Regions from separate parts of the Homo sapiens genome. Here region 1 is linked to region 2. A link is an interaction called in ENCODE POLR2A ChIA-PET data of the cell type or tissue named here. Cell type or tissue: OCI-LY7. All regions are shown on one strand. Links, peaks and the distances in the headings refer to the core of each region. The heading gives the core; the rest is flanking DNA. Region 1 overlaps NUP205 (nucleoporin 205). Region 2 overlaps CNOT4 (CCR4-NOT transcription complex subunit 4).

What was found. Peaks named below come from ENCODE experiments on the same cell type or tissue, not always from the same donor. Only the 100,000 strongest peaks of a DNase experiment are listed, where the experiment ranks them.
Region 1: POLR2A ChIA-PET joins it to region 2 with 5 read pairs; 3 of 35 experiments call an interaction of 5 or more read pairs at or near these places.

The regions. Positions count from the first base shown.
Region 1 is chr7:135,564,096-135,575,949 of GRCh38, forward strand. NUP205 (nucleoporin 205) reads left to right here. Exons shown (of 43, transcript NM_015135.3): 2 at 7,010-7,152; 3 at 9,559-9,730. Among named protein-coding and RNA genes, the nearest start is that of NUP205, 12 kb to the left of the region's middle. In OCI-LY7, for the core only: no CTCF peak of the experiment used is centred there; no DNase peak of the experiment used is centred there; H3K27ac peaks cover 1,700 bases.
Region 2 is chr7:135,479,396-135,491,249 of GRCh38, forward strand. All of the region lies in intron 1 of CNOT4 (CCR4-NOT transcription complex subunit 4), which reads right to left. Among named protein-coding and RNA genes, the nearest start is that of CNOT4, 25 kb to the right of the region's middle. In OCI-LY7, for the core only: no CTCF peak of the experiment used is centred there; no DNase peak of the experiment used is centred there.

The DNA.
Region 1 (11,854 bases), core at 7,136-11,135, 87 kb after region 2:
TGAGACGAGGTTTCACTCTGTTGCCCACGCTGGAGTGCAGTGGCTCAGTCATGGCATACTACAGCCTCTACCCTCTGAGACTCAGGTGATCCTCCCACTTCAGCCTCATGAGTAGCTGAGACTATAGGCACAAGCCACCATGCCCAGCTATTTTTTTTTTTTTTTTTTTGAGACGGAGTCTTGCCCTGTCACCCAGGCTGGAGTGCAATGGCATGATCTCAGGTGACTGCAACCTCTGCCTCCTGGGTTCAAGCAATTCTCCTGCCCCGGCCTCCCAAGTAACTGGGATTACAGGTGTTAGCCACCATGCCCAGCTAATTTTTTTGTGTGTGTTTAGTAGAGACAGGGTTTCACCATGTTGGCCATGCTGGTCTTGAACTCCTGACCTTGTGATCTGCCCACCTCGGCCTCCCAAAGTGCTGGATTACAGGCATGAGTCACCACGCCCGGCCTGTTTTTTTTTTAAATAGAGACAGGGTTTTGCCATGTGACCCAGGCTGGTCTTGAACTCCTGCACTTAAGCTCCTTGAACCTTGCTTGGGAGGCCTACCTCAGCCTCTCAAAGTGCTAGGATTACAGGTGCGAGCCACCTTGCCTGGCCCTTTGATGCTATGTTGATATTAATGACGAACTAAGTAGGCCAGTGAACCTGTTTTTTTATTGTTGAGTTTTTTTGTTTGTTTGTTTTTTGAGATGGAGTCTCACTCTGTCTTCCAGACTGGAGTGCAGTGGTGCGCTCTTGGCTCACTGCAACCTCTGCCTCCAGGTTCAAGCGATTCTCCCACCTCAGCCTCCTGAGTAGCTGGGATTACAGGTGCACGCCACCATGCCTGGCTACTTTTTAAAAATTTTTTGTAGAGACAGGGTTTTGACATTTTGGCCAGGCTGGTCTCGAACTCCTGACCTCAAGTGATCTGCCCGCCTTGGCCTCCCAAAGTACTGGCATTACAAGTGTGAGCCACTGCAGCCGGCCTATTGTAGAGTTTTGATCTTTAATTGGATGCCTACCATTATTGGGGGAAAAATTGGATTTTTCTCTACCATTCACTGAGCTTATTACACTAAATATGTATAGTACAAGGAAATTTATTGGTTTTTCAGAGGTCCTACTGTATATTAATATTTAAAATGAGGGAGAGAAAATTAACTTTTGTCAGCACTTTATCAGATTTCTGAAATGTCTGTGGTAAGGTATATTTCAGATTTGCATAGGAGTCATCATTAATACCTTCCCTTTATACCATGTGCCATTTGATGACCAATTCTGAGTCCTTTCTGTTACTAACAGACCTTTTCTTCCTCCTGTACTGCCCTCATCCTAGTTTAGGTTCCATTTTCTTATTTTTTTTTTTTTGAGATGGAGTTTCGCTATTGTTGCCCAGGCTGGAGTGCAATGGTGTGATCTCGGCTCACTGCAACCGCCACTCCCAGGGTTCAAGCTATTCTCCTGCCTCAGCCTCCCGAGTAGCTGGGATTACAGGCACCTGCCACCATGCCTGGCTAATTTTGTATTTTTAGTAGAGATGGGGTTTCTCTATGTTGATCAGGCTGGTCTCGAACTCCCGACCTAAGGTGATCTGCCCACCTTGGCCTCCCGGTTCCATTTTCTTATAAGTGGCTTACTTACCTCTTATCCTTGTTTCCTGACACTGCCTGTTCTAGTCCATCAACCACACTAGAACACCATTTTCCTACAATGCCAGTTTCATTTTGTCATCTGCTACTGGAAACTTTGCCATTTACTAATAGGAAAAATTCCATCATGGCCCTGGAATCCAAGGCTGAAACCTACTCTATCCTTTGCAGTTAGAGAGAGGGCCAAGAAAATGATCCTGAGGGAAGTCATCTAGTCACCAGGATCTAGGTCCTCATTTTGGCAGGCAGAGAAATCTGATTTTTTTCAGTGTATCCAGAGTTGATTAGGTCCCATTCATTGATTATTCTCTAATCAAATTCAGAAAAGACAGATACATAAACCAGTATGCCAGTTATTGCTCTTTTTTATTTTATTTGTTTATTTATTTGTTTTTTGAGACAGAGGCTTGCTGTGTTGCCCAGGCTGGATGGCAGTGGTGTGATCTCGGCTCACTGCAACCTCTGCCTCCCAGATTCAAGAGATTCTTGTGCCTCAACCCTCCTTGTAGTTGGATTTACAGGTGTGCATCATTGCACCTGGCTAATTTTTGTATTTCTAGTAGAGACGGAGTTTCATCATGTTGGCCAGACTGGTCTTGAACTCCTAGCCTTGGCCTCCCGAAGTGCTGGGGTTACACGGATGAGCCACCACCCCTGTCTGCCAGTTATTGCTCTTTAATGGGAAGTATGTCTGCATAGGTACTCATGTTGCCTTGTCAACACATCCTTCATGCTAGAAATTTATATGTCGAGCTATATTTTTAATCAGAAGATTGGAAAGTGTGGGACTAAAGCAGGAGAAGCAAAGCAGGGAATTGGATGATCTGTCTATGTAAGGAAGATCTAGACATGCAGATTCCTCACATCCCCACATCAAAGACCTGACGCTTTGCATCCTTCCCTAATCTTCAGATTAGTTTAGGCTCTTTCTTTCATGTACTCTCATAGCCCGTTGTACTTCATCATATCTTTTATTATACTGATATCTTTGGAATTATTTGTTTTTTCGTTTTGTTTTGTTTTTTGAGACGGAGTCTTGCTCTGTTGCCCAGGCTGAAGCGCAGTGGCGCAATCTCGGCTCACTGCAACCTCTGCCTCCCAGGTTCAAGCAATTCTTCTGCCTCAGCCTCCCGAGTAGCTGGGACTACAGGTGCGCACCACCATGCCTGGCTAATTTTTGTATTTTTAGTAGAGATGGGGTTTCACCATATTGGCCAGGTGGCTGGTCTCGAACTCCTGACCTCGTGATCGGCCCACCTCGGCTTCCCAAAGTGCTGAGATTACAGGTGTGAGCCACTGCACCCGGCCTGGAATTCTTTGTTTAATGTCTGTCAGTCTTATCAATTTGTAAGTTCCATGAGGCTTGGGATTCTGTCTGTCTTGCTCAGTCTATGTGTGTATATATATATATATATATATATATATATATATATATATATATATATATATATGTATATATGGTCCCTCAGTAAATATTTGATAGTGAATGAAAGTATGAATAAATAATCCATCTCCACTGGTTTAGTCCGTCCTCTCCCTGCACATCTCCCTTTAAAAAATTTTTTTTTCAGGCTGGGTGCAGTGGCTCATGCCTTTCATCCCAGCACTTGGGAAGGCCAAGGTGGGCAGGGTAGATTGCTTGAGTCCAGGAGTCTGAGACAAGCCTGGACAACATGGTGAAACCCTGTCTATACCAAAAAAAAAAAAAAAAAAAAAAGCAAACAAACAGAAATTAGGTGGGTGTGGTTGCATACCTGTAGTCCCAGCTATTCAGGAGGCTGAGGGGGGCAGTATCTCTTGACCCCAGGAAGTTGAGGCTACAGTGAGCTGAGATGGCACCACTGTACTCCAGCCTGGGTGACAAAGTGAGACCCTGTCTCAAAAAAAAAATGTTTTTAAATTACATTGCGTCATCTGACGTTGTTCATTGAGTTATAATGTATTTAATTACATTACAGTTATCTTTCATGTTGTTCTTATATCCTGGTAACTTTATTTGGATTTGGGTTTTCTCAACAGTTTACCCTGTTTACAGTCTTTAATGTTTAGGCTATAGTTAGTTCTAAGTTTCATCTGTTGAGTAATTGGTTTTGACCAGTTTTTCCTTCAGAGTCTAAACACATATGAGTACCTTATCTGCTTATTTCCAAACAGAAACCTTTGGCTTTAGAGTCATATTTTTTAAATGGTGAGTCTAAAATCAGTTTAGTAGGGGCCGGGCGCCGTGGCTCATGCCAGTAATCCCAGCACTTTGGGAGGCCGAGGTGGGCAGATTGCTTGAGGCCAGGAGTTCAAGACCAGCCTGGCCAAATGGTGAAGCCCCATCTCTAATAAAAATACAAAAATTAGACGGGCGTGGTGGCACGCCTGTAATCCCAGCTACTCAGGAAGCTGAGGCAGGAGAATCACTTGAACTCAGGAGGTGAAAGTTGCAGTGAGCGGAGATTGTGCCACTGCACTCCAGCCTGGGTGACAGAGTGAGTGAGACTGCATCTTAAAAACAATAAAGATAAAATCAATTTAGTGGGCCCCTCACCAAAAATGGGACAGAACACAAAATATCATAGGGCATTGAATATAATAAATGAATTAATTTTAGTTTTTTATTGTTGTTGTTGTTGAGACAGAGTCTCACTCTGTCACCCAGGCTGGAGTGCAGTGGCGTGATCTTGGCTCACTGCAACCTCCACCTCCCAGGTTCAAGCGATTCTGGTTCCTGGCCTCCCGAGTACCTGGGATTACAGGTGTGCGCCACCACTCCTGGCTAATATTTTTGTATTTTTAGTAGAGACAGGTTTTTACCATGTTGGCCAGGCTGGTCTCGAACTCCTAGCCTCAAGTGATCTGCCCGCCTCGGCCTTCCAAAGTGCTGGGATTATAGGTGAGAGCCAGCCTGAATTTTAGTATTTTATATAATACTTTTGTTCCAGTTTTGTATATACATGTGTACTGGGTTGAAATGTGAAATATTTCTTACTGTGGATTATAGTCAAAGTTTGAAAGCACTACTCCTACCTCTTTAATCTTGCTACTGCTCTGAATTCTCTTTCATGCTTTCACACCTGTCTCTGATCCTTTGCTCACACTTGTTCTTGGCTGATGTTTGTTGCCCAGATTTTCCTCATCCTTCAAATGCTGCACAAGTGCAGCCATTCCTTAGCCAACTCTGACCATCAGTTTGATCTTTTGAAATTATTTTATTGTTTGTGCCAACAATCATATTCCTTTACTGGAATATTTCACTTATGTACATTTTATCTCCCCAACTGGTGAGCTGTAAGACAAAGATTGTTTGTCTTATCTTCTTTGATACTTTACTGTTCATTTATGGAGTTTAAATTTTTTATTTTTTATTTTTTGAGATGGAGTCTCACTCTGTTGCCAGGCTGGAGTGCAATGGCACGATCTCGGCTCACTCCAACCTCCGCCTCCTGGGTTCAAGCAATTCTCCTGCCTCAGACTCCTGAGTAGCTGGGATTACAGGCGCGTGCCACCACGCTTGGCTAATTTTTTGTATATTTTAGTAGAGATGGGGTTTCACCATGTAGGCCAGGCTGGTCTCAAACTCCTGACCTCAGGTGATCCGCCCGCCTTGGCCTCCCAAAGTGCTGGGATTACAGGCGTGAGCCACCGTGCCCGGCCTTAGTACTATTTTTGAAATACCTAAATTCTTCCCAAACACTTTCACTTTTTAAGTATTATGTATTATAGTATAAATGTGTCATTTACTTTCCAGTAAATTATGGTGAAAGTACAATTTACTGGTTAGGGCACACTCTGATGCCCAGACTGCTTGGGCTTAAGTTCTGACATTATCTAGTGTGACCTCAGGTGGTGAATATTTTGACCTCTCTGCCTCAGTTTCCATATTTATAAAATGGAGGAAGCCATAGTGCTAACCTCATAGGGTGTTGTTAAGACATAATCATACATGTAAAGAGCTTAGGGCCATGCTTAGTAGCACACAGCACAAGTTTAGTCATTATTACTTACTGTTATCATGTTTATCAATTAAAATGTGATCCTTTTTATATGAGTTTATAAAAGTATTCTGTATTTCTATGCTGTTTTATAATAGCCAGTGTCTCAGCCCAAAGTACATTTTCAGCTTCTAAGTTTTATAAATTCTGAGTTATTTCCCTACTGCTGCTTTTCATCTGGATGACAAGAAGGAAAGGAAGGAAAGGCACTTACCTTTATTGAGTGCCTATGATATGAAAGGCACTGGACTGTGTGTTTTCCTTAGTTTATCTCATTTGAAAAACTTACAGCTCTTTGAAGCAGATGGTGTTTATGTTTTATATATATATATATATATATATAGAGAGAGAGAGAGAGAGAGAGAGAGAGAGAGAGAGAGAGAGAAACTGAAGTTTAAAGAGGTTATTTCCCTTGTTCCAGTAGACATAGCTAATGAAGTGGTAAAACTAGGTTCAGCTGATATTCCAATTTAAAGTCAGGATTTATTTTATTTATTTATTTAATTTTTAAATTTTTTTTGAGATGGGGTTTTGATCCTGTCGGCCAGGCTAGAGTGCAGTGGCACGATCCTGGCTCACTGCAACCTCCGCCTCCTGGGTTCGAGTGATTTCTCCTGTCCCAGCCTCCCAAGTAGCTGGGACTACATGTGCGCACCACCACACCCGGCTAATTTTTGTATTTTTAGTAGAGACGGGGTTTCACCATGTTGGCCAGGTTGGTCTCAAACTCCTGACCTCAGGTAATCTGTCCGCCTTGGCCTCCCAGAGTGCTGGGATTACAGGCGTGAGCCATTGTGCCTACCTAAAGTCAGGATTTATTTTATAGTAAGTCAGATAAAGTGATGTGTTTATATCATTGCTTGAGAATTTTAATAAACTATGCTTTTATATTAGTGTCTCTTAATCAGTTACAACATTGATATTTATATAATTAGCAATCATTTATTATATTAATATAATTAATATATATTAATTATATTAATATAATTAATTATATTAATATAATTAATTATATTTATATATTATATTAATATATTAATTATATTTATATATTATATTAATATATATTAATTATATTTATATATTATATTAATATATATTAATTATATTAATATATAAATTATATATTATATATTACATATATTATATATAAATATAAAATATATGTAATATATTATATATTATATATTTATATATAATATATTAATATAATATAGTTAATGTAACATACTAATTATAATATTTATAATATAATTGATAATTATATTAATTAAGATAACTTCCTAGATTAAAAAGTAGCTGTGGGTGTAACTAAAATGTGTGGATGGTAACCTCACATTATTTTTCAAGTGTATGTTTTCTTTGACGGTGGTTTCATTTATTTTTTCTTTAAGCTGCTAGTCTATGGGGTCCTTACAAAGACATTTGGCATAAAGTGGGAAATGCTCTTTGGAGAAGACAACCTGAAGCTGTTCACCTTCTTGATAAGATTTTGAAGAAACACAAACCTGACTTCATCTCATTGTTCAAAAATCCGGTAAGAAATTTTCTTTTTCAGTTTTTTTGGGATTTTTTTTTTTTTAAGATCGAGGAAGGAAGTAAACTCTTTTCTTTTTTTTTTAATTTTCAAATTTTTTTCAGAAATTTATTTACTGTGCCACAGTCTCATGAGGTCCTGATGACATGTACCCCTAAACGCTTAAAAAAAAAAAAAAAGACAGGGTCTAACTTTGTAGCCCAGGCTTGTCTTGGACTTCTGGCCTCAGTGATCCTCCTGCCTCAGCTTCCCAAAGTGCTGGGATTACAGACGTGAGCCACCATGCCAGCTGCAAAAACTATCTTAAAAACTTTTTTTAATTTTTAATTTTTGTGAGCACATAAAGGATGTATATATTTATGAGGTACGTGAGATGTTTTGATACAGGCATGCAGTGTGAAATAATCACATCATGGAGAATGGGGAGTCATTCATCCCCTCAAGCATTTATCCATTGTTTTCCAAACAATCCATTTACACTCTTAGTTATTTTAAAATGTATAATTATTATTGGCTATCACCCTGTCGTGCTATCAAATAGTAGGTCCTTGCAAGTAAACTCTTAATGTACGTAACAAAAACATGTCACCTGTCTCACTCCAGTGATTCAATGATTTTCTTTTCTAGATATTTTTTAAAGACAGGGTGTTGCTCTGTCCTCCAGACTGGAGTGAAGTGGCCTGATTATAGCTCACTATAGCCTCAAACTCCTGGTTCAAGCGTTCTTCCTGGCTCTTCACTCCTAAGTAGCTGGGACTACAGGTGTGTGCCACCGTGCCCAGCTAATTTTTTTTAGAGATAGGGTCTTGCTATGTTGCCCAGGCTGGTCTTGAACTCCTGGCCTCAGGTGATCTTCCTGCCTTGGTCTCAAAAAGTGTTGGGATTATAGACGTGAGCCACTGTGCCCTGCTGTGATTTTAATGGAATTTTTCTTAGGAGCAATGTTATTCTCTATAGAAGTTAATATTATGTTTATTTCTAGCTAGGAGATAAACTTAATAATATTTGAAGACTATTTAAGAAATTTAGTATATTCCAGAAATATTAACTGCCTTAGAATTTCTGACCTCTAGTTAGTAATACATCTATGCTTGGTAAGATTGATTATTTTGTTTATTTCCAGATGTACGTTAAAATTTTAAGTATTATTTTATAGTAGTTTATAGTATTATGTAAGTTGTGTTAATGGAATGAATTAATTCTTGAGTATTTTTAATTTCTGCATCTTGAAATTCTTTGCAATAGCAATAGGGTACTTTAGTGGAGGGGATTCAAACTTGGAAAATGCTTTTCTTGTTGTTTGGCACTTTTCCTTTGCGTGTATGTGTTTGTGTGTCAGAGTCTCACTCTGTCGTCCAGTCTGGAGTGCAGCGGTGCGATCTTGGCTCACTGCAACCTCCCTCCCGTGTTCAAGCAATCCTCCTTCCTCAGCCTCCAGAGTAGCTGGATTACAGGCGCCTGCCACCATGTCCAGCTAATTTTTTTGTATTAGAGACGTGGTTTCACCACGTTCGCCAGGCTGGTCTTGAACTCCTGGCCTCAAGTGATCTGCCTGTTTCAGCCTCTCAAAGTGCTAGGATTATAGGCATGACCCACCACGCCCAGTCTGGCACTTTTCTTTTATATACAGCAAGGAAGCCATCCAAGAACTATTTATAGGATTGTGTTACCAGAAATGGCTTTTTGCTTTTTAGCTTTTTTTTTTTTTTCTTTTTTTTTCTTTTTTTTTGCTTTCTTTAGTAGAAAGAACCCCAGCCTGGGAACCAGTTGAGCTGATTTCCAGTCTTGGCTGTACCACTAGAGAGTTTTATGACCACAGACAAGTTACCTGACTTAGCTGGATGTCGGTTTTTCTGTCTGCAATAGAGGAGCTAGATTCAATGACCAATGTGTAACCTTTAAGTTCCGAAACTTTAGATGTATGATCTATCAGCTAATTCTGTACTGTACGTCATATGTTAAATATTTGCACCAAATTATCTTTTAGGAAATAAGACTACATTTTATATAACATTAATAAACTGTTACTTGCTCTGCTAAGTAATTAAACAGTTCATATATCCATTTGTTATGTACCATTTGAAGACCTTATTATTTTTATTTATTATGTAATTGAAAAGTTCTGTAGAAACTTGAAAAATAGTATGCTATTTTGTATATTTTCTCCAAATTTTTCAGATCAGAGTTTAGCAGTCACAGTTATTGAGAAGGTAGTATTGGAATAAAAAGTTTAAGGTTATGCAAAATATTACTTCATAAAAGTCTGTTCTAAATTAGCTGATAAGAAATACTTCTGTTTGTCATGTTACCAGGCTGAATTATCATGAATAAGCTTCTGTAGGTAACACTTTGGGACCTTGTCTCCAGTGTGCTATTTTCATAACAATTACAATTTTATCATTGTAGCCAAAAAATGTTCAACAGCATGAGAAGGTTCAGAAAGCCAGTACAGAGGGAGTCGCCATTCAGGGTCAACAGGGAACTCGACTTCTTCCTGAACAGCTCATTAAAGAAGCCTTTATTCTCAGTGACCTTTTTGATATTGGAGAATTGGCAGCTGTTGAGCTTCTTCTTGCTGGTAGGTTGACATTTAACTGAAACAGTGGTAAAATAATGCAAAATTATAAAATCACTCATAGTTTAAAATAGTTTATTGTTTAGATTCTATCATAGTTTCTAAGGCTGCAGTTTGGTAAAACCATATTCAAAATATTTCCTTTTTTAATCTTTGTTGTTTTTTTTTGAGACAGAGTCTCGCTCTGTTGCCCAGGCTGGAGTGCAGTGGCATGATATCGGCTCACTGCAACCTCCACTTACCGGGTTCAAGTGATTCTCATGTCTCAGCCTCCCGAGTAGTTGAGATTACAGGCATGTGCCACCATGCCCGGCTATCCTTTCTTAACCTTTGATTGGAAGGAAGGCTTCAGTTTAGTGATCAGAATTGTTAAAGACATCTCAGAAATTTTATAGCACAAAGCACTTACTGTCAGTGAGTAGGCAGGTAAGGTCACCACTTTTTTGGAATTTCTTTTTGAGAGAGTAATTCAGATAATGCATGAGTAGGTAAAAAATAAGATGATTTCAATAATACAGAGTACTAGGAAGAAAATAAAATAAAGCAGTGAGATATAGAGAGGTGGAGGCTGGCTAGTGCAACTCTAAGTAGGATCCGTAGAGAAGGCCTCTCTAAGATGGTGTCATTTGCCTTGAGACCCAAATGATGAGAAGGTGCCAGCCACCCAGACCTATTGGGTAAGGCTTTTCCGGGGAGAGCAAGCAGCCAGTGCTTGAGGTGGGAATAAAGGCGTGTTTAAGGATAAAAAGATCATTGTGGCTAGAGCATCATAAATGAGAGGGAGAGCAAAGGAAGATGCAGATACAGCAGGAATCAGAGCATGTTTGATTTTGCATGATAATGAAAGGTATTTGGATTTTATTCTAATTGCAATAGAAAGTTGTTGATGAGGGCTTTAAGCAGAGACATTACATAATTCATTCTAACTCTGAAATTATTTCTCTGGCTGCTGTGTAGAGAAAAGAGAGAAAAATTTCTATACTATAAGCAGTTTGTTTTAATTATAATGGAGGAGCCATTTGAAGAAAATATGGGCATGTTAGTTGAACAAAAGTTTAATATGTCTAAAGATAATATATGGCTACCAAAATCCTTTTTGACCTAAGCCTGCACTAAAAGAAGTATGATATTGAGAATGAGGGGGATGTTCACTAGACATGCTTGAGTTTTGAGTTTAACTCGGAACTTTCATTTAACAAACATTTCTTCTATACCTACCATGTGCCAGGCATGGTGTTAATTATATCACTCCAGTGATATAAAGATGAATAAAATCTCAACTAGTGTAAATACGCTCATATTCTAATAATTGAGAATGATGTGGAAACAAATATTTTGACACAATTAAGTACAATTAATGCAGTTTTGTGCAAGATTTAGAGATGGTCCAGAGATTTAGAGATGGTATTAGATGGACCTTGATTGTACAGAGAACTCTTAACAACATCATGAAGTTTAAGGTAGATGTTGCAAAATGAGTAAGCATACATCAGGTGGAATAGGTGGTTATTTGGGAGGATGAAGGGCATCCAGGCAGAAGAAATTGCCTGTGCAAGAGGGTGAAGCAAGGTGATGAATTTGGGGAACAGAAAGGAGTAGAGTGGAGGAGTAGTTGCAGTAAGGGGAAAAGAAAGCTTTAGGAAATGAAACTGAAACTATAGGCAAAGTACTCTTAAAAAAAAAGTGAAACTTAGCCAGGCGTGGTGGCTCACACCTGTAATCCCACCACTTTGGGAGGCCAAGGCAGGTGGATCACGAGGTCAGGAGTTCAAGACCAGCGTGGTCAACATGGTGAAATGCCATCGCTACTAAAAATACAAAAATTAGCTGGGTGCTATGGCAAGTGCCTGTAATCCTAACTACTCAGGAGGCTAAGGCAGGAGAATTGCTTGAACCTAGGCGGCAGAGGTTGCAGTGAGATCACGCCACTGCACTCCAGCCTAGGTGACAGAGTGAGACTCCATCTCAAAAAAAAAGGTAGAACTCATTCAAAGGAGAGTAGTTAAAAGGTGACTGAACTTGAATTATAAAAAGGTTGTTTATTCAGAGAAGATTCCGAGGGAAGAAACTTAGAAATATTTGAAAGATTCCATATGAGATAGTAAAATGGGCATTGAATAAAATTAA
Region 2 (11,854 bases), core at 5,199-9,198:
AGACAGGGTTTCGTTATGTTGGCTAGGATGGTCTCGATCTCTTGACCTTGTGATCCGCCCGCCTCGGCCTCCCAAAGTGCTGGGATTACAGGCATGAGCCACCGCGCCCATCCAGAACCAAGTATTTTAATCCTCACCAATCTAAAACATAAATACTGGAGTTATTATTTATAATTTGTATTTTTTTAAAGAATTTGACTCAAAAAAAAGAAAGAAAAATGCCCAGGCAAGGTGGCTCACACCTGTAATCCCAGTGCTTTGGGAGGCGGAGGCAGGAGGATGGCTTGAGTTCAGGAGTTTGAGATCAGCCTGGCAACATGGAGAAACCTGGTCTCTATAAAAAACACAAAAATTAGTCGGGCGTGGTACCTGTGGTCCCAGCTACTCGAGAGGCTGAGGCAGGAGGATTGCTTGAGCCTGGGAAGTGGAGGCTGCAGTAAGCCAAGATCGCACCACTGCACTCCAGGCTGGGTGACAGAGTGAGAACTTACATCAAAAAAACAAAACAAAACAAAAAGAATTTGAGAGTTTATGTATTTTATAATGAGAAAAATTCCTTTAAAACTAATTAAATTCTGAAGAAACAAGTATAAGAAACATTAAAAGTACAAACTGGCTTTAAACTACTAACAATCTAAAAAAAGTTCACATAATAAGATAACTTGCAAAAAATGCTGCTTATTTTAGGATTTTGAAATTATGAGTTTTTCTAAATTCCTTTTTCAAGATTTTCTCCAGTGTTATTATTATGCTGATTTTCTGTTAACAATAATTTCTAGTAGTCTGGGAGTAAAGAATAACCACCACGGCTTTTTATGCCACCTAGGGTTTTGATTTCTTGTCACTGGTCCACTAAGTTTTCAGTTGCCCAGTGCCAAAACTTGATCATAATCATTGATATAGCACTCTCCTCCATTCTCTAAATCCTAGTCATTAAATCTCACTTATTTATTTAAGAATTCTCTTTTTATATACCCTTTGGTCTCCACTTCAAGTGGATTACTAATATAGGAAATAAAGGAATCTGAACTGACTCCTTACCATAATTTCTCTCATCTACAATTCAACTTACATACAGTCCTATTTGATTAACTTCCCTTCAAACCAGTGCCTACCAAACTTGATCACACAGTCTTGTCAAAAATGCAGATTCTGGAAATGTTGTATTTTTTTCTTTAAGAGATGAGGTCTTGCTCTGTTGCCCAGCCTGGAGTGCAGTGGCATGACATAGCTCATTGCAGTTTCAAATTCCTATTAGAACCATTGCAGAGGCATTCATCTGTGTCCCATGAAATGTCTTTTAGGAATACAAATGTTCCTTCCATTTTGTTCCTGGCTATAAGCTTAATATACAATTCCTAAATCATATATATCCACTTAATTCATGTAATTCCACATATTTAGAGACAACTAATTTTCAATATAAGTGCCAAGAGCATACACTGAAGAAAGGACAGGCTAATTTGTGCTGGGAAAACTGGATATCTATATGCAAAAAAAAAAAAAAAAATGAAACTGGATCTCTCTCTCTCTCACCATATTAAAAAAATAGTCAAGATGGATTAAAGACTTAAACGTAAGACCAAAAATATAAAACTGGAAAAAAAAAAAACACATCAAGACATTGGTCTAAGCAAAGATTTTTATGGCTAAGACCTCAAAAGCTCAGACAACAAAAATAAAAATAGACAAATGGGACTATATTAAACTGAAAAGCTTTTGTACAGCAAAGGGAATATCTACATAATGAAGAGATAACCTGTTGAATGAGAGAAAATATTTGCAAACTATTAATGTGACAAGAGACTAATATCCAGAATATACAAGAAACTCAAACCATTAAAAAAAACACAGATAATCCCATTAAAAAGTGGGCAAAGGACATGAATAGACATTTCTTAAAAGACATAAAAATGGCCAACAAGTATATGAAAAAAATGTTCAACATCACTAATCATCAGGGAAATACAATTCTAAACCACAATGAGATATTATCTTACCCCAGTTAGAACGGATATTTCTTAAAACACACGGACACACACACAATAACAGATGCTGGCAAGCATGCAGAGAAAAAGAGAACTCTTAAACACTGTTGGTGGGAATGTAAATCCATACAACTACTATGAAAAACAGTATGGAGAATTCTCAAAAAACTAAAAGTATCATTATCATATGATCTGGCAATCCCACCACTGTATTTATACAAAAGAAAAGAATCAGTGTATCAAAGGGATACCTGCACTCATGTGTTTATTGCAGCACTATTCACAACAGCCAAGACAAAGAACCAACTTAAGTGTCCATCAGCAGATGAAATAAAGAAAATGTAGTATATATACACAATGGATTTGGCATTCAAAGAATGAAATCATGTCATTTGCAGCAACATAGATGAGCTGGAGGTTATTATATTAAGTGAAATAAGCCAGGCACAGCAAGACAAATACTGCATGTTCTCACTCATATGTAGAAACTAAAAGAGTTAATCTTATAGAAGTAGCAAATAGAATTATAGATACTAGAGGCTGCAGAGGGTGGGTGGGTGAGAGGGGATAAAGAGAAGTTGGTTAATGAGTACAAAATATACAGTCAAATAGAAGAAATAACTTCTAATGTTCAATAGCAGAGTACTGGTGACTATAGTCAGCAACAAAGTACTGTGTATTTCAAAGTAGCTAGAAGAAAGAATTTTAAATGTTCCCAACACAAATAATAAATATTAAAGGTGATAGATACCTCAAATGCCCTGACTTGATCATTACACATTCTATGCATATAATACTCACATGTACTCCATAAATATATGATATTATGCATCAATCTAAAAAATTAAAGAAACTGAATTCATAGTTTAAAAGCTCCCAATAAAGAAATCCTAGGAGTGTGGTGGCTCATGCCTGTAATCCCAGCACTTTGGGAGGCCAAGGCAGGAGGGTTGCTTGAGCCCAGTAGTCCAAAAACAGCCTGGGCAACATGCAGAGACCCTGTAAACAAAAAAAAATTAAAAATCGGTCAGGTGTGGTGGTACACAACTGTAATCCCAGCCACTCAGGAGGCTAAAGTGAAAGGATCGCTTGGACCTGGGAGGTGGAGCAATGAGCTGTGATCATACCACTGCACTCTAACCTGGCTGACAGAGCGAGACCCTGTATCAAAAAAAGAAAGAAAGAAATCCGGTGGTCCAGAGAGCCAGGTATCAAAACCAGACAAAGATATCACAAAAAAAGGAAAAAAAAGAGAGAGAGAAGAAAGAAAGAAAGAAAAACTTCAGACCAATACCTCTCATAAAAGTAGATGAAAGGCCGAGCACAGTGGCTAACGCCTGTAATCCCAGCACTTTGGGAGGCCAAGGCAGGCAGATGACCTGAGGTCAGGAGTTCAAGACCAGCCTGGCCAACGTGGTGAAACCCTGTCTCTAATTTTGTAAAAATACAAAAATTAGACAGGCATGGTAGTGGGTGCCTGTAATCCCAGCTACTCAGGAGGCTGAAGCAGGAGAATCTCCTGAGCCTGGGAAGTGGAGGTTGCAGTGAGCTGAGACCATGCCAATGCACTTCAGCCTGGGCAACTAGAGCGAGACTCCATATCAAAAAAAAAAAAAAAAAAAAAAAGTAGATGAAAAATCCTGAACAAAATATTAGCAAATAAAATCTAGTCTGTGAACAGTGGCTCATGCCTGTTTTCTCAGTACTTTGGGAGGCCAAGGCAGGAGGACTGCTTGAGCCCTGGCATTTGAGACCAACCTGGGTAACATAGTGGAACCCCATCTCTACAAAAAAATTTAAAAAAAAAAAAAAAATCAGCTGCCACATGCCTGTACTCCCAGCTACTCTGGAGGCTGAGGTGGGAAGATTGCTTGATCCCAGGAGGTCAAGGCTACAGTGAGCCATAATCATGCCACTGCCTTCCAGCCTGAGTGACAGTTTAAGACTTTGTCTCAAAAAAAAAAATAAAAATAAAGCAATATATTAAAAAATTACAAACCACAACCAAATGGGATTTATTCCAGGTATGCAAGGCTGGTTCAACATTTGAAAAATAATGTAATCTGCCATATCAAAAGGCTAAAGAAGAAAAATCACATGATCATATCATTGACAGAAGCATTTGACAAAATTCATGATATTAAAAAAAACTCCAAGCAGGCCAGGTGCGGTGGTTCATGCCTGTAATCCCAGCACTTTGGGAGAGCAGGGAGGGCAGATTGCTTCAGCCGAGAAGTTGAGACCAGCCTGCAAAACATGAGGAAACCCCGTCTCTACAAAAAATACAAAAATTAGCCGGACAAGGTGTCACATGCCTGTAGTCCCAACCACTCGGGGGGCTGAGGTAGGAGGATCACTTAAGGTTGAGGCTGCAGTATGCCGAAACTGCACCATTGCACTCCAGCCTGGATGACAGAGTGAGACCCCGTCTCAAAAACAAAACAAAACCAAACTCTAAGCAAACTGGGAATAGAGAAGAACTTCCTCAACTTGGCAAAGAACATCTACAAAAAAACCTATAGCTAGGCCAGGCGTGGTGGCCCACGCCTGTAAGCCTAGCACCAATTTGGGAGGCCAAGGTAGGCGGATCACTTGAGATCAGGAGTCCGAAACCAGCCTGGCCAACATGGTAGAACCCCGTCTCTACTAAAAATACAAAAAATTAGCCAGACGTGGTGGCAGGCGCCTATAGTACCAGTTACTCAAGAGGCTGAGGCAGAAGAATCACTTGACCCTGGGAGGCGAAGGTAGCAGTGGGCCGAGATCTTGCCACTGCACTCTAGCCTGGGTGACAGAGTGGGACCTCATCTCAAAATAAATAAATTAATTTAATTTAAAAAAGAAAAATAGTATATTTTCCCCTAACTTCAAGTATAAAACAAGATTGGCTGTTCTCACCAATCTTATCCAACATAATTATGGAAATTCCAGCCAGCACAAGAAAATAAAAGGCAAACAGACTAGAACAGAAGAAAAAATCTGTCCCCATTTGTAGATGACATGACTATCTAGAAAATCCCAAGAAATCTACCCAAAAATCCCCCCAAAATAATTAAGTTTAGCAAGGTTATAAGATGCAAGGTCAACATACAAAAATCAGTCTTATTTTGTGCCTGTAATCCCAGCACTTTGAGAGCTGAGTCGGGCAGATCACTTGAGACCAGGAGTTTGCGACCAGCCTGGCCAACATGGTGAAACCCCATTTATACTAAAAATACAAAAATTAGCTGGGTGTGGTGGTGTTACCTGTAATTCCAACTACTTGGGAGGCTGAGACACAAGCATCACTTGAACCCAGGAAGCGGAGGTTGCAGTGAGTCGAGATTGTGCCACTGCACTCTAGCCTAGGCAAGAGAGTGAGACTCTGTCTCAAAAAAAAAAAAAAAATCAAAAATCAAAAATCAATCATATTTCCATATATTAATAAACATGAAAGCTGAAATTTAAAATACAATGCTATTCACAATTGCTCCAAAGAAAATGAAATAGTTAGGTATAAATCTAACAAAATACATGCAGGATCTATATGCTGAAAATTACAAAATGCTAACGTAAAATCAAAGATCTAAATAACTGAAGAGACTTACTATGTTCATTGACGGGAAAATATAACATAGTAAAGATATCAATACTCCCCAAATTGATGTATAGTATAATGCAATTCCTAGCAAAATCTTAGGAAGGATTTTGTTTGTTTGTTTGTTTTTTGAGATGGAGTCTCGCTCTGTCACCAGGCTGGAGTGCAGTGGCACGATCTTGGCTCACTGCAACCTCTGCCTCCCGGATTCAAGCGATTCTCCTGCCTCAGTCTTCCGAGTAGCTGGGATTACAGGTGCGTGCCGCCACACCCAGCTAATTTTTGTATTTTTATAGAGACGGGCTTTCACCATGTTGGCCAGGATAGTCTTGATCTCTTGACCTCATGATCCACCTGCCTCGGCCTCCCAAAGTGCTGGGATTACAGGCTTGAGCCACCACAGCTGGCGGTTTTTTGTTTCTGTAGATATAGATAAACATATTCTAAAATTTATATGGAAAGGAAAAGTCCTAGGAGACCTAAAGCAGTTTTGTGAAAACAAAAAACAAGTAGAATTATGCCTCCCGATATTAAGGATAACTATACCGCTACAGCAATTAAAACTGTGGTACTGATGAAGAAAGAGACATATAGACTAATAGAACAGAACAGAAAACCCAGAAATGTGTCCACACAAATATGCCCAAATGATTTTTCGCAATGATGCACAAGCAATTCAATAAAAGAAGGACAGCCTTTCCAATAAATGGTGCGAGAGCAATGCGACTTCCATGGATGGAGAAGGGAAGGGGGAAGGGAAGCGGGACAAGAAGGGGGAAGAGTTATCAACCTAAACCACTTACTTTATACAAAAACTAGATCCAAATGTTATCACACACTTAAATGTAAAACGTAAAAGTATAAAACTTTTAGGAAAAAACTTAGAGAAAATCTTCAGGCATTGGCACTAGGTAAAGAGTTGTTACACTTGACACCAAAAGCACGATCCACAAAAGGAAGAACTGCTATACTGAACCTCATCAAAATTAAAAACTTTCACTCTGTGAATAACCCTACAAAGAGGATGAAAAGACAAGTTAAAACCAGGGAGAAAATACTAGCAAACCACATATCTGACAAAGAACTAGTATCCAGACTGTATAAAGCACTCACCAAAATCTCACAAATCACCGCTAAAGAACTTAACTAAATACCACCTGTACCCCAATAACTTAATAGAAAAATAAAAATAAAATGAAAGAGAAGAAAATGAGATATCTAGAAAAGTCTCAAGAGATTAAAAAAAATCTAACAGTAAAGATAACCAATTTGAAAATGGACAAAAGACACAAACAGACAATTCACTGAAAAGGAATTACGAAAGGCCAATAAGCATATGAAAAAATGTTGAACATCTTTAGCCATTAGGGAATGCAAGAAAACACCACAATAAAATATCACTACGGATCTCTTGGAATGACTACAATGAAAAAACTGGTAACACCCTATCTGGCTAGAACACAAAGAAACTGGACCACTCATTTAATGCTTATGAGAATGCAAAATTGTACTCACATACTGGAAAATACTTTACCAGTTTCTTTGAAAACTAAATGCATACTTACCAGATGACCCAGCAATTTTGCTCTTGGGCGTTTATCTGAGAGAAATAAAAACTTATGTTATATGAAAACATGTACACAAATGTTCATAACAGCTTTTAGTTGAGCCAGAAACTGAAAAGAACCAAAATGTCCTTCAGTGGGTAAATAGCTAAACTGTGGTATACCCACACCACTGAATACTACTCAGCAATAAAAAGGAACAAAGAGTTAATATACACAACACAGATGAACTCAGAAATTGTTCTTTTGGGGCACATAAGAATAGTCTCCTGAGGCTGTGTCACAGGACAAAAACAAAACAAAACACTTTTTTTTAAAGAAATGTTTATGAATCAATCCAAATCTAGGTCTAGAGAGCCAACAGAAATCAGTCCTATCCTCAAAGCATAAAAAAAATAAAAAAGGTAAAGAGTACTAAGATCCAGAAAATTAACAAGCAGTAAAATTTTTGTTTCAGTCTGTCAAGATTATCCTTCCATTAAGCATCCAAAAATGTGAACTTTTATGACTTTGCTATTTTCTTACATCCCCAAATTCCTATTATCTGTATTATCTCTACTTTTTCTACCCTAGATATCTTTTGCTCTCATTGTCCTTGTTTATAAAACCTATGTTTTCTCAATTACAACCATTTAAAAAAAAGTTTTAGCTTGTTGGCCCAATCTTTTTTTTTTTTAATACTCTTCCTGTAAATGTGCTTTTATATGATTTTCTTTTCTTTTCTTATTTTTGGAGACAGGGTCTCCCTCTCACCCAGGCTAGAGTGCAGTGATGCCATCACAGCTTACTGCAGCCTTGATCTCCCAGACTCAAGCAATCCTCCCACCTCAGCCTCCCAAGTAGTGGTGGTGGTATACACCACCACACCCAGATAATTTTTTTTTGTAAATTTTTTGTAGAGATGCAGTATCCGTATGTTTCCCAGGCTTGTCTGGAACTCCTAGGCTCAAGTGATCCTCCCACCTTGGCCCCAAAATGTGCTGGGACTACAGATGTGAGTCACCACACCAGGTCTAATTTTCCGTACCTAAGCAGGTATTATGGACTCTTTCGAGTCGGTAAGAACAATAAAAGTAATAGTTCTTCAGTAAATAAATTATTTCCAAATGCCTAACAAAGCCACTTTTGTTAGTACATTGATAGTAGCAATATGAATTGCTATTATCTCATGCATTGCTTTTTAAAAAAAAATCAGAATTGATATTAGATTGTGGAATACTTTCAAAATATACTTTTCGAGCACAGAGGCCAGGCACGGTGGCTTACGCCTGTGGTCCCAGCACTTTGGGAGGCCAAGGCAGGCGGATCACGAGGTCAGGAGATCGAGACCACCCTGGCTAACACGGTGAAACCTCGTCTCTACTAAAAATACAAAAACAAAATTAGCCGGGCATGGTGGCGGGCACCTGTAGTCCCAGCTACTCGGGAGGCTGAGGCAGGAGAATGGCGTGAGAACCACTGGGAGGCGGAGCTTGCACTGAGCTGAGATAGCGCCACTGCACTCCAGCCTGGGCGACAGAGTGAGACTCCGAGACTCCGTCTCAAAGAAGAAAAAAAAGAAAAAAAAAGCATTCTTTAAACTCTACATAAATCTTGTTTTCAAGGATTTTTTTCAAAAAAAAAATTAATATAAATAAAACCATAAACTTAAGTCTTTTTTTGAGCTCTGTTACCCAGGCTGGAGTGCAGTGAGTGGCATGATGTCAACTCACTGCAACCTTCACCTCCCAGGTTCAAGCGATTCTCTTGCCTCAGCCTCCTGAGTGGTACGACTGGTACTGAATGGTACGATTCTCAGCCTCCTGAGGCAAGACAATCGTACCACTACAGGCACATGCCATCACACCCAGCTAAATTCTATATTTTTAGTAGAGAAGGGGTTTCACCGTGTTGGCCAGGCTGGTCTTGAACTCCTGACCTCAAGTGATCCGCCCGCCTCGGCCTCCCAAAGTGCTAGGATTACAGGCGTGAGCCACTGTGCCCAGCCTAAACTGAAATCTTTGAAGAAAAAAAGCTAATAGTGGCTGTTAGAGTCTAAGTTTATAAAAATGTACAAAATGTGTGCCAGTAGAATGAGTCAGTGCAGGTGTTTTGTTTATTTGCTGGGTTTTATGTTAAAGCAGACAAAAATCTCTTTCCTCGTATGTAACTTTTTCAATGCACTTTTTTACCTGATAAAATTTGCCTTTATTTTAAATTTTAAAATTATGTTATCATGGAGGAATTATAGAATGTATCATTATTAATAGTCCTAATATTAAGAAGGAAAGCAAATAAAAGATCAACTCTGATACTCATAATTTCAAATTCCCTTTTCAAAATTCTCCCAAGCAATGTAGAGAAAGAATAAGTTATGCTTGTGTAGTACTACCATGGGTAAGGTATGGCAAAAGTCAAAGAGTTTTTAAAAAAAGGAAAAAGAAAACTCAAGACTTGACAAAGTTAGGACTAAGAAGGATAAAAACATAAAAGTTGTTCCTTCAGAAAAAAACAAATTATTTTATAATACATAATACCAAAATCATATTTTAGTGAATATATAACAGATCATTAACAGAGTTAAAAACAACTTCAGAAGTTTTAGGGCCAAAGAGAAATATAAGTTTAAGACAGCACTATCCAAGAGAAATATAACGTAAATCACATATATAATTTTACATTTTCCACTAGCCATATTTAGAAAAAATAGGAAGAAACAAGTAAAATTAATTTTATTTAACCCAACAAATCAGCTCAACATATAATCTATATTTTAAAATTACTAATAAGAAATTTTACACATTTTATAAAATTTTGTTACTAAGGATTCTAACTCCAGTGTGTATTTTGCACTTAGCACAATCTTGATTCAGACTAGTCACATTTCTTTTTTTTTTTTTTTTTTTTTTTTGAGACAGTCTCGCTCTGTCCCCCAGGCTGGAGTGCAAGGGCGTGATCTCAGCTCACTGCAACCTCCGCTTCCCCAGCTCAAGCAATTCTCCTGCCTCAGCCTCCCGAGTAGCTGGGACTACAGGCGTCCACAACCACACCCAGCTAATTTTTGTATTTTCAGTAGAGATAGGGTTTCTCCATGTTGGCCAGGCTAGTCTTGAACTCCTGACCTCGTGTGATCTGCCCGCCTTAACCTCCAAAAGTGCTGGGATTACAGGCATGAGCCACTGCGCCTGGCCGACTAGCCACATTTCCTGTGCTCAGTAGTCCCATATGGCTAGTGGGTACCATACTGGACAATAAAGGTCTAAGAAACAGCTTGAGAAAACAGGAATATATCTACCTTCAGACCAAGAGATTAAATATTATAATCTAAAAGAATGCAAAATCAATAGTTAACATATATACAATGCCACAACAGTGATATGATTGTTGATCCCACTACATGAGCCTCTCTGAAAGAGAATCAAAGGAAAACTGATTAAAGAACATTTGCCTCTAGAGAAAAGAATGTAAACAGATAAAAGAAATGAACTGTGAAGTTCTTTTTATGCCAACCAATCTCCAAGGTTCTTTATATACAGTGTAGTATATAACTCCTCTAGAAATCATTAGCATTGTTAGTTTATGACAAGTACCTTCAAAGTACTCAATAAAAATATCGTTCATTTTCTTCACAATTTCACATACGATTTCTTCGTTACATATTAGTATCAATTTCCCTTTTGCTATCATGTCCACTATCATTCTGTTGAAACATTATTAACAAACATAAAACCAACTCACACAGAAAGCATAAGAATGGATTTCAGGATTTCTGAAGGGTTTCGAGTAGAAAATACTAATTCAAATAGAGCGAAAAGTCCTAAGAAATATAATATTTCCATCTGGGAGTATGAGAAACAGAAGGGGCAAATGTAGACACAGGACACTAATCTTGGCAGAGGTTGGAGGAAAACAAGGGTGCTGCTAAAGGAGGTAATAATGAAGTAACAACAGACCTCTTCAAAAACGATGATCCAGTATTCCATTCAAAGAAACTTTCAGGAATAGCAACCAACTCAGGCCCTCCCTTTCTAATTTCCTCAGGAACAAATATGTCTTTTCGTGCATATGGTGGAAAAGACAAGTGTTAGTGAGGAGAAAAGAGGGAGGCTATGAACCATCTCTGACCACTCCTTCCCCACCCACACTAACAAGCATACTCAAAGCCTGCCTTAAATGTGCCTTCAAGGCTGACATGATTTAGTAAAATATCATTGGCTAGAACAATCTCTAATCTTATCAACTCATGAAACTTCTTAAATGTAGTACAAAATCTCTTGCCATATGACTTAAATTTTCAAAGGATCTTTTTGACTGCTGTGTTAATAACAGACTACAGAGGGCAAGGGTAGAAGCAGGAAAACCTGTTAAAAGGCTGCTGCCATTACCCAGCAAGAGATGATGGTGGCTGTGGAGACAGTGAAAACTGGTTGAATTCTGGATATGTTTTAAAGTTACAGCCAACAACTTCCTGAAGGAATGAATGTTGGATAAGAAGATAAGACAGCAAGAGTCAAGAATGACTCCAAGGTTTCTGGCCTGAGCAACTGGAAAGCTGCCAAGAACTGAGATGAGGAAGGCTATGTGGACAGAGTAGGTATGAGAGAGCAGGTTTGGGAGGGAAAAGCAAGAATTCCATTTTGGACATGTTGAGTGTGAGATGTTTAAGAGCCATTCAACATAGGCAACTGGATATAAAAATAAGGAGTTACGGAGAGAGATCTGGGCTGAAAAAATTCATTTGAGAG